Linked DNA regions of Homo sapiens: region 1 is linked to region 2. The links are chromatin contacts, found by Hi-C or POLR2A ChIA-PET in ENCODE. All regions are on one chromosome and are shown on one strand. Each heading gives the region's core, a stretch centred on a gene start or an enhancer-like site at or near the end of the contact. The rest is flanking DNA. Distances are from core to core; before and after follow the strand shown.

The links. Hi-C counts contacts between places; a loop is a spot of excess contacts on that map. ChIA-PET counts read pairs that join two places held with the same protein, here RNA polymerase II (POLR2A). Pooled maps may share reads with other maps.
Region 1: a loop to region 2 is called in a pooled map, with 8 times the contacts of the local background. The contact joins two enhancer-like sites. A Hi-C loop is called at or near these places in 1 of 168 maps with a recorded cell type or tissue (heart left ventricle), 1 of 37 single-sample maps with no recorded cell type and 8 of 50 pooled maps. POLR2A ChIA-PET finds 5 or more read pairs at or near these places in 3 of 52 experiments (PC-9, activated T-cell and activated naive CD4-positive, alpha-beta T cell).

What each region holds. Positions count from the first base shown.
Region 1 is chr12:46,546,026-46,551,260 of GRCh38, forward strand. All of the region lies in intron 3 of SLC38A4-AS1 (SLC38A4 antisense RNA 1), which reads left to right. Among named protein-coding and RNA genes, the nearest start is that of SLC38A4-AS1, 160 kb to the left of the region's middle. RefSeq lists an enhancer at 3,940-4,089. Within about 2 kb of position 3,931, at least 7 of the 41 ENCODE cell types and tissues checked have a DNase peak (open chromatin) inside an H3K27ac peak, as active enhancers do.
Region 2 is chr12:46,213,257-46,217,868 of GRCh38, forward strand. All of the region lies in intron 5 of SLC38A1 (solute carrier family 38 member 1), which reads right to left. Among named protein-coding and RNA genes, the nearest start is that of SLC38A1, 53 kb to the right of the region's middle. RefSeq lists enhancers at 2,134-2,193, 2,755-3,084, 3,255-3,314. Within about 2 kb of position 1,980, at least 13 of the 41 ENCODE cell types and tissues checked have a DNase peak (open chromatin) inside an H3K27ac peak, as active enhancers do.

The DNA of each region.
Region 1 (5,235 bases), core at 2,681-5,180, 330 kb after region 2:
CTGGAGCTGTTCCTATTCAGCCATCTTGGAACCACATCGAGAGATCTTAACTGAGTGTCAGGAGCACATTTCTATTTTTGAAAATTCACATTTGGGAAATGTGCAGAATAGTGGAATAGGAAGAGGTTGGATATACCAGTAGAGTTTAAAGGTTATAATGGTAGTTCAGGGAGGGAAATATATGGGCCTGAGCTATTAAGGCAGTGAGAGAGAGGAGGAAATGAGTTCAGCTGTGTTTAGGTGGTAGAATTCACTGGACTTAAGATCAGATTGACTATGGGGAAAAAAAGGAGGAATGATGTCTAAGGTAGGTGACAATTTTGAGTAACTAGATATATGGTGGCTCCATTAATAATAGGTACCATTTATTGAGTGCTCATTATGTACCTGGCGTACTGCTAAGTGCTTTGCATGCATTATTTTATTTCATCCTCATATCAATCTGCAAAATAGTTATTTTCTCCATTTTATAGATGAAGAAGGTGAAGCTCAGAGCAATTAGGAAGTCTGCCTAGTGTCTCAGATGGAGTAAGTGGTGGTGTTGAGATTTGTACCCAGGTAGGCTCCCAAGCCCATGTCAACAATTACTGTGACACACACAGGCTCTTCCTGTGTTGAGCACCACAGGAAGAGAAGGTTTGGAGAGGGAAAGGAGGAGATGGTGATCACATAGTATTATGTGTTCTACTATCCAACTATTTTGGGTTTTGCTTGCATGAAAATGCATGGGAGCAGCAGTGCTTCCTTCTTATCTGGAGGAATTGGCAGGGTGGGAGGTGGAAGAGGGAGCCTAGAAGGTACCCTTTACAAGCATCCTGTTGACCTCATGGTGTTTCTCTCCTGCCCCCTCCAGAGTAGTTGCTGATAAAGGAGATATAAAGGAGCAGGGTTCTTCAGGTCAGAGTTTCTAGCTTTAGTGGGAATGCCAACAGAGAAAGGGACCCAGTGTCTGAAGCCACAGGCAAGGAAGCTCAGGGCTCCATAGAGGTGGACAGGCAGCTTACATCTCATCTCATGGCTAAGCACATTAACCACATAAGCTTCCTCTAACTGCTGAACTCACAGCAAATAAACACACGCCCACACAACCAGTAAGTAAGTATCAGTGGAGCAGATGCAAATGAAATACAAGTGATGAACTGCTGTCAGTTCTTGGGGTATTTGGCACCTGCGTCAACTCCAGAAGGAATGTGACCTCTTGGGTAAGGAGGGCATGATTTCAGAGGCACCAAGAGGACCTTTCCACCAAATTCAGCTTTTTAATTTTTTTTTTAAATCTGAAATTCTACAATTATAAATTCATTCCTCCCCTTTCAAAATGAAGCACTTTATACTAAAGAAGAACCCACTTAAAGCTTCATTAATTATTTCTTCCCTGAAGAAGAATCAGTCTTTTGGGTTCTATCTTGAGAACACATTTTGAGAGTAGGGCAGGGAAGGAATGAAATTTCTGTCAGCAGAGAGATGAAGAAGGCTGGCCTGAGAAGGCAGGAATATACAAACTAACTGATGAGGGTTAACCAGTATGCCATTTTTATGCAAGTCAGTACAGGTTTCTCAGTAAAGTACGGGCAAATAGAAATGTAATTTATGAATATTTCATCATTCTTTGTCATATAGGCCAGCCAGAAAGGGCAAAAAGAAAAAGATATTCAGAGATGTGACTTCTTGGTGTCCTTCTGCACTTGACAGAAGCTACCCCTTTGGGAAAAACTGGATAGTTTGTAGATCTGCCACAGAAAATTCAACATCTCTAAAGGCATACTAGTGCTAAATGGACATATTATTACTTTTGCTATCTCACCTATTGGCATGTGCTTGTGTGTGAGGAGGGATTATGGACAGGATGGGGAATAGGAGAGTGTCAAGAATGAATGGGCATTGCCCAAGAAGGTGAATCAGCTGACTGTTCAATCTACCTGGAAGTAAAAATAACTGGGGAGCAGAAAATCTTATGCATATTTTAATTACCTTGTCTAGAACATGAAATGACAAGAATGTGTACTATATTTATTGGGCTACTGAATTCTCTATTTCATGCCCCTAGGCACTCCCAGAAGTCTGATTCTATTTCCTTGAAAAAATACCAAGCATTTCTCCTTCAAGAATGATTGAGGGGTTGCCTTCTGTTGTTGCTTTACTAACCACCTCCCTCAACCAAACACCCACAGGCAAGTTGCCTCTCATTCTCCAATCTAGGCAAAGAGTGAATCTTTTGTTGTTATTTGCAGGAAATGGGACACAGGAAATGAGCCAATCAGAATCAGCATTAGGCCATTTTTTTTCCCTTGTCCCTCTTTCTCAATCTTTTTAATTGGGAAAAGTACTTGTTTTAAAATCTAGTAAATATGATACAAATTGAACATCCAACTATAAGAAGAATCATCAGAAAAAAAATCAGGATTTCTCTTCAAAGTTTACAGAGACTTAATATAACTCCTTTTCTTAATAGTTATTTTTCTTTGAATTAGGCAGTGGTAACTAAAGCTAAAACAACCACCACCACAGTGGTAATAAAGGCTAAACGACCTTCCACTGCCCTTGTTTATGCTTTTCTCATCAGTTGAGCTTTCCGTTTCTTCAAAGTCCCACAGAAATGGCTGGCAATTTTCAATCATCAAATCAAAGCCCTTTGTTGGAATTGTTTCTTTGGTGTAACGCAGGATATGCTGCCAGTAATTTGATCAGTTCAGTCATTTCCATAATTAGAACAAGAGCACGTCTTCCTAAAGTATGTGCTTATTCCATGGTCTGAAGTCACACAAAAGGGAATGTGCAAAGCCCTTATGTTGTGTGGTTCTAAAATAGCAGCTGTTTTTTATATATTTACCTCTTAACAATTTGCCCACCATCCTAGGTAGACAAACTTATAGCTCTGCTCTATCTGCTGATGACTGATGAAATGCAAGTCAGAGCATTTCACTTTAACTATATTGTTTGTCTGTTTAATAGGTGTGGCATGCATACCCACTCATATAAGACTCATTCAAAATCTTCCTGGGTTCCTCAAGAGCAGAGGGAAGGCAACACTTAAATACTTTGAGTATTCTCTCTTCATATTATTTGTGTACCTGTAGAGCTTTATGCCTATGACAACCTTGGTGTAATGTGGTAACAGTCTCATGGGATTACCAAGGTTGTAGGTTCCCTACCCTCACTTTAAAGAAGGGGAATTTTGGCCGGGTACGGTGGCTCACGCCTGTAATCCCAGCACTTAGGGAGCCCAAGCTGGGCAGATCACGAGGTCAGGAGTTCGAGACCAGTCTGGCCAACATAGTGAAAACCCATCTCTACTAAAAATACACAAAATTAGCCGGGTGTTGTGGTGTGTGCCTGTAATCCCAGTTACTTGGGAGGCTGAGGCAGGAGAATCGCTTGAACCCAGGAGGCAGAGGTTGCGGTGAGCCGAGATCGCACCATTGCACTCCAGCCCGGGTGACAGTGTGAGGCTCTATCTCGAAAAAAAAAAAAGAAGAAGAAAAAAAAAAGGAGGTGGGGGGTGGGAATTTTGAGCAGTGGGTGCATTTATCTGAGACTATTTGTGGGGTAGTTGAGATAGCTGTGCTCCAATGCTCAGCTCACACCACATCCAAATGTCTTTCTCATTGTCATTTCACTGTCTTCTTGTGGTCTCCCTGTTCTGTTCTCTCTTTCCTCTCAACCATCCTCCACACAGCAGTTAGAATAAACTTTCTCACATCCTTTCATCATGTTACTCCTCATTTTCTAACTTGTAAAATTCAGACATCTCAGCTTACCCTTCCTGACAACTATCTTTGTGTTATGGCAGACTTGTTTAACATGAATTTCTCTGGTACCATGAAGATATGTTCCAAGGCCCCCAGTGGATGCCCGAAACTGCAGTTAGTACCGAACCCTATATATGCTATGCTTTTTCCTGTACATACGTACCGTACAGCACCAGCGTACTGGACAAAGGGATGATTCATTTCCTGGGAGGGGTGGAATGGGATGACACAAGATTTCATCACACTACTCAGAATGGCGTGCAATTTAAAACTTATGAATTGTTTATACATTTTCCATTTACTATTTTCACACTGCAGTTGATCCTGGGTAACTGAAACTGAGAATAAGGAGGTGACTATTGTGCATACTTTGAAATGCTGAATTAACTGTCTTGTCACTGCTCTGATGACTTCTTTCTCCTCAAGGCCAGCATGAAACCCTCCTTCCTTCTGAAACGGTGATGAAAAGTGCCTTTATCCAGGAAGTCTTCCCTGATGGATTTCAACACCTTTCTATCTAATTTAAATACACTTTACCTAATTTTGCAACAAGATAAAAGAACTTTCTAAGTGTCCTCCATAATCCTACCACCCTAACACAACTTCTTGAACTTCTCTGTTTCCTTCCAAGTCTCTCCTACCTGCATATAAACTTTTCATGGTTGTGATGTATACAACTTGTATGATTTTTGTCATTTAACAATATTTTGTAACTTTCCACACCACTATACTACCTTCATTTTTAGTAATGATAGTACATTTTTTATGGGTAGTGAGTGATAGTAGAGAGAGGGAGAGAGTAGAATTTGTAGCCAGCATATGTGTAACCTTGGGCAAGGTACATAAGCCCCTTGGAGCATCAATTTGTTCACCCGTGAAACGGGGATGAAATGTATGTAAAGCACATCATACAGTACCTGACATTTGACAAATACTGGCTGTGATTCGTTACCAAGTTTAATTAAGCCATATGCACTTGTTTTTTATGGTTTACTGCTTTGAAAATTTTTGTGACGATTTCATGGGCAGTTCCCAGACAATTGATAAGCTCCTCTAAAGATGGGAACTTTTTTTAAATTTTGTATCACTTCCTAGGTCTTCTGTTAAAAGATGGAGGTCTCCCTCAGTGGACTGTCAATCGTTCAATGCAGTGGCTGACTGCATTTCATTCTAAATAATTTTTCTCTTCAAATTGAAACCTAGTCACTAGGTTTCTGTGCTCTAAGCCCTTTAAACCTAGTTATACGTTGACAAAATAGAAGTAGCTTTGGTATCCTTTTAATTCCTACATCATCCCTATCCCCTTTTCAGCTGAGTAAAGCTGAGTCTTTTGCTCTAACCTCAGTACCTTAACTCTAAAAAGAAACCAACCAACCAACCAAACAAACAAACAAACACTTGGACAAACAGCTTCGCCTTCATCAAAAGGAGTGTGTCAGGCTGGGCGTGGTGGCTCACGCCTGTAATCCCAGCACTTTGGGATCAA
Region 2 (4,612 bases), core at 730-3,229:
TTTTCATTCTTTTTGAGCTTCTGGTGTGAATGCTACTAGGCTGTCTTCCTGATTCTATCTTGTGTACTTTTTTTGTCTGTTTCTGAAGCTAAGTGCCAGTCCTATATTTATTTACATTACATTTTATCTTTCAAGTCTCATGATCTCTTCTTAAATTGTTGATCCTTTTTACTTATATATCAACCACTGCATCTAACTTCATATCTTAAGTGTACCTTCATCCAAGTCACTGGCATCAACCTTGAATAGAACAAGACCATCTGGAAATGGCCCATTGTCCAGCCAACTGCTTGAAGCCTGGAAGTCGACCTTATCTCTCACCCATTCCCTCATCCTTTATATCTAGTTCATTGGCAAGTGCCCTATCATTTCTATCTCCAAAATTTATCCCAAATCCATAGGCATTTTGTTCCCATCTCCACTCTAGTGTGAGCCATCGTCCTTAATTTCTGGATAACTGTGATCATCTTGTCTCCTCACATCCGTCTTCCACCCAGCAGCCAGAGTAATCTTTTTATTTTATTGCTTTATTATGTGTCTCCATCACTAGACTGTAAGACAGACAACGACAGTTTAATTCAACTATTTACCTATTTACCTTCAACATCAAACACACACATAACAGAGTCTTCGCTGAGAATCAGTGAATTTAGAAACATTAGAACCTCATTGGCAAGTTATGTGAGACTATGCCAAATATCTTAACTAAAATCAAGACTCCCTCTATGAAGATAGTCCCATGATCTACTTAGCTCACTGTATCTCAAAAGATGATATTAGTTTAGTGACTATTTAGAAAAACTTTGTTGGTTTCTACAGAGTAATCTTTTCTGCAGTCATTGCACATAAACAAGCTGTTTAATAATTTTCTCTACACTATTCCTTGGCATCTACTTTTTGCCATTTTTGAAAGTTGGGATTAAATTAGCCTATTTCTAATCCTCTGGGGATACTCTTGCTTTCCATGATTTTTAAACAGATTCCTGAGAGTATCTTAGACAAAGTGGCATGAGCAAAAAAAGAAAAAATGAAAAAGATTTGTCACAGTGGTCCTAGATATATTTACTCTTTTTGCTGCAAGAAAATTTTGACTCATCTTTTAAACAACGAACATCTAAACATCGATTTGAAAAACGTTATTTGTCAATGTTTTGAATCATATTAACAGAATTGTAATTATTTGGTCTTCCATAATTTACCCAAAGATTATATGAATAATGTTATTATTTTCATATTTAAAAGTACCATATGCTAATAAAGTGGAAAGCTGTGACAACAAATAAAACCAAAACATTTAATGTGATTGAAATGTTCTATACCATGATTGTGGTGGTGATTTCACAACTGTATTTGGGTAAATTTAACAAACCTCACCCTTTAAATTGGAGAATTTTATTGTATATAAAGTATACCCCAAAACAAACAAACAAAAAAACAACCAACAAACAAAAACCAACCTCAGGACACTTTAAGGGAGATAAGACTATATTTTAAAAGCCTAGCTACACAGCAACAAATCATATGACATCCTCCCAACACAGCATCAGAACCTTTGGTAGGGGTGGAGGTAAAGCAGCCGTCACTGCATCAGATCCAGAAATAGCTCAGATGGGGGTGTTTGGGGCTGCCTTGCAGCTGAGTGCTTTCAACTTCTCCAGGACCCATTCCTCCCAAAAAAAGAGAGAACCGTTGCCAGCCCTCCCTAGCATGACTCTCCCTTGCAAAGTTGAAAGCAGCTATTCTCAAACTTTAACGTGTGTGCAAATTAGGATCTTGTTAAAATGGATGGGTCGGGACCTGAGATTCAGCATTTCTAACAAGTTGCCAGATGCTGCTGCTGCTACTGGTCCACTGACCTCCCTGGAAGCAGCAAAACTGAAAGCCCTAAGCTCTGGCCTTGTGGTGTATACATTCCAGTTCTTTCTGTTTCTCACCACACTGTGCTGTGCATCACCCGCCACACTGTCTGTGGTGAGGTGCTGTGCCAACACTGCAGCTCAGTTACCTGTAAACACAGACCCCACGGCTACCCAAGTAAGGTGACAGTGACGAAAAGCACTTACAACTGAATCATTCTCATTGCTGTGGGATGCTGACTAGCTTCCAGTGTGAAAAGTAAGATCTCATCTGCTTCCTTTGGTTGACTTCCTCAAGCATTACTTTTTTTTTTCTTGAGACAGAGTCTTGCTCTGTCACCCAGGCTGGAGTGCAGTGGCACAATCTTGGCTCACTGCAACCTCTGCCTCCCAGGTTCAAGTGATTCTCCTGCCTCTCCTGAGTAGCTGGGATTACAGGTGCATGCCACCACACCCAGCTAATTTTTGTATTTTTTAGTAGAGACGGGTTTCACCATATTGGCCAGGCTGATCTCAAACTCCTGACCTCAGGTGATCTGCCCACCTCAAGCATTATTTACTTCAGCAGGACATATATTTAAATTCTATTTTCAACCTCCCCTCCCCCATGTTTCACTCCTTCCAAAAGGGATCTGAGGCTTACTAAACTATGTAATTCTTCCTCTTCTAGATCCAGTTAGAAGTATAAAACTTTTACTATCCTCAATTAAACAAGCAGGCTAGTACATATAAAAACTCCTTGAGCTGGGGTAAAAGTGGTCTTTATTACTAGTCCTCCTTTGATCTATCACTGTCTCCTAATAACCCACAGCCCTCACTCCAAAACTTACAGACATACTGCTTGTTGAGGCAGAGTATTTACAAGAAAAATTTAAAATCCAGGACAAGGAACTTAGACAAACCATAGGAAATGCATCGGTTCTGGGCTAGCCTATCTTTCTCCACTCCTTTCTGCTATTGCTGGCCTCTCCCTCACCCTCTTCTACCTCTTACTTCTAGTCTACCTTTCTCAAGGGTCTCAACCCTCCTGCATCTTCACCTTGCACTTTCCCATTCATCTTTCATCTCCACCAACTCTCCCTGCTTCTCCATCCCCACCCCCAATTATTCTAGGGGAAATACCTGTATAAAGATTTGAAAACATTGTTGAAGAGACTAGAACACTAGCTGAAAATGATGGAGGGGCTGGACTGTGGGGAGGACCCAACTGAGAATGCAGACCAAGAACTTAGTGTCGCCGTGTCTGTGTGGTTGGAAAGCACAGCTTCAGGGGTTTTCCAGGCAAGTGTGACAGCCAGCCAGTGGAAACAGGAAGTAGGGCATGAGTAGAAGGTTTAAGTGAGGGACCAGAGGCTCTCAGTGAGGCTCGAGGACAGGAATAGTGGTTTCTGGCCTAGGGAAGCAATGCCAATGGAAGACTTAAGTGGTGAGGAAAGAGACACAGAAGAAGAATCCTGGCCAGGCGCGGTGGCTCACACCTGTAATCCCAGCACTTTGGGAGGCAGAGGTGGGCAGATTGCCTGAGCTCAGGAGTTCGCGACCAGCCTGGATAACATGGTGAAACCCCGTATCTACGTTATCTACTAAAATACAAAAAATGACCTGGGCATAGCGGCGTATGCCTGTGGTCCCAGCTACTCGGGAGGCTGAGGCAGGAGAATTGCTTGAACCCGGGAGGCGGAGGTTGCAGTGAGCTGAGATCATGTCACTGCACTGCAGCCTGGGTGACAGAGTGAGATGCCGTTTCAAAAAAAAAAAATCCTTTGTTTAATGAGAGCTCAGATGGAAAGAGGCAGGCCCAAAAGCAAAGAGACAGGGACAAGGTGTTCTGAGTCCCTAAATTCATATGAAAATGTTAAATATTTTGAAAAATTCAAAATGATCTTTTATATGAAAATGGGTTTTGTCAAGCTCTTTAATTTACCTTAAGGGATTCAATATAATTAATAAAACACTTTACTGATCATTAATAGTACCAAATGTTGGGGTATTCATTATATATCAGGCCCTTTCTAAGCACTTTTTAAAATACTTCACTTATGAGTAGTACTATTACTATCCTTATTTTACAGATAAGGTAAATAAGGTAACAAGGAGGTTAAGTATTTTGTCTAAGGTCACACAGCTAGTGTCAGAGCACTCAAACCCTGGTAGTATGACTCCAAAGTCCCTACCCATCACGTTGCATTGTCTATCAAAGTCAAACATCCAGAGTGGAATAACACTGTAAAAAATAAGACCAAACAAAAATCTTAGAATGAAATACATTGAAATGTTAATGGAGCTTGTCTAAGGTGAGCCTGAACACTCCGAACAGAGAGACTTTGCGTGTTTTCTTTATACTTTATTTCATTTATTTTATGCATTTTCAAAATGGTTTAATGGTTATCTTAGTTTTACAATAAAAATATAAAGAACTTTTCAAGTGACAGTATTATTATTTTAACCCCTTTTTAGGGGAGAGTTGCATTTGTTTAAGTCTTAAGCTCATTAATAGAATCCCTGTTTGATTAAGGAGCTCACAAAATACTTACAGAAAGGAGTAGAAACATAATTATTCAGTCCTAAAGTGGACTTCTTAGTCACTAAATTCTGATCAAATTTCAAAATTCTGAGGGTCAGAAGACCAGCACACGGTGACCTTGTAGCATGTGATCATGTATAATGCTTACAAATTAGATTAGGGAATTAAACGGGTGGTTTTAAAAGGCCAGGCAGGAAACAGGTGGAGAGCAATTATTTGTACCGTTCTTTCC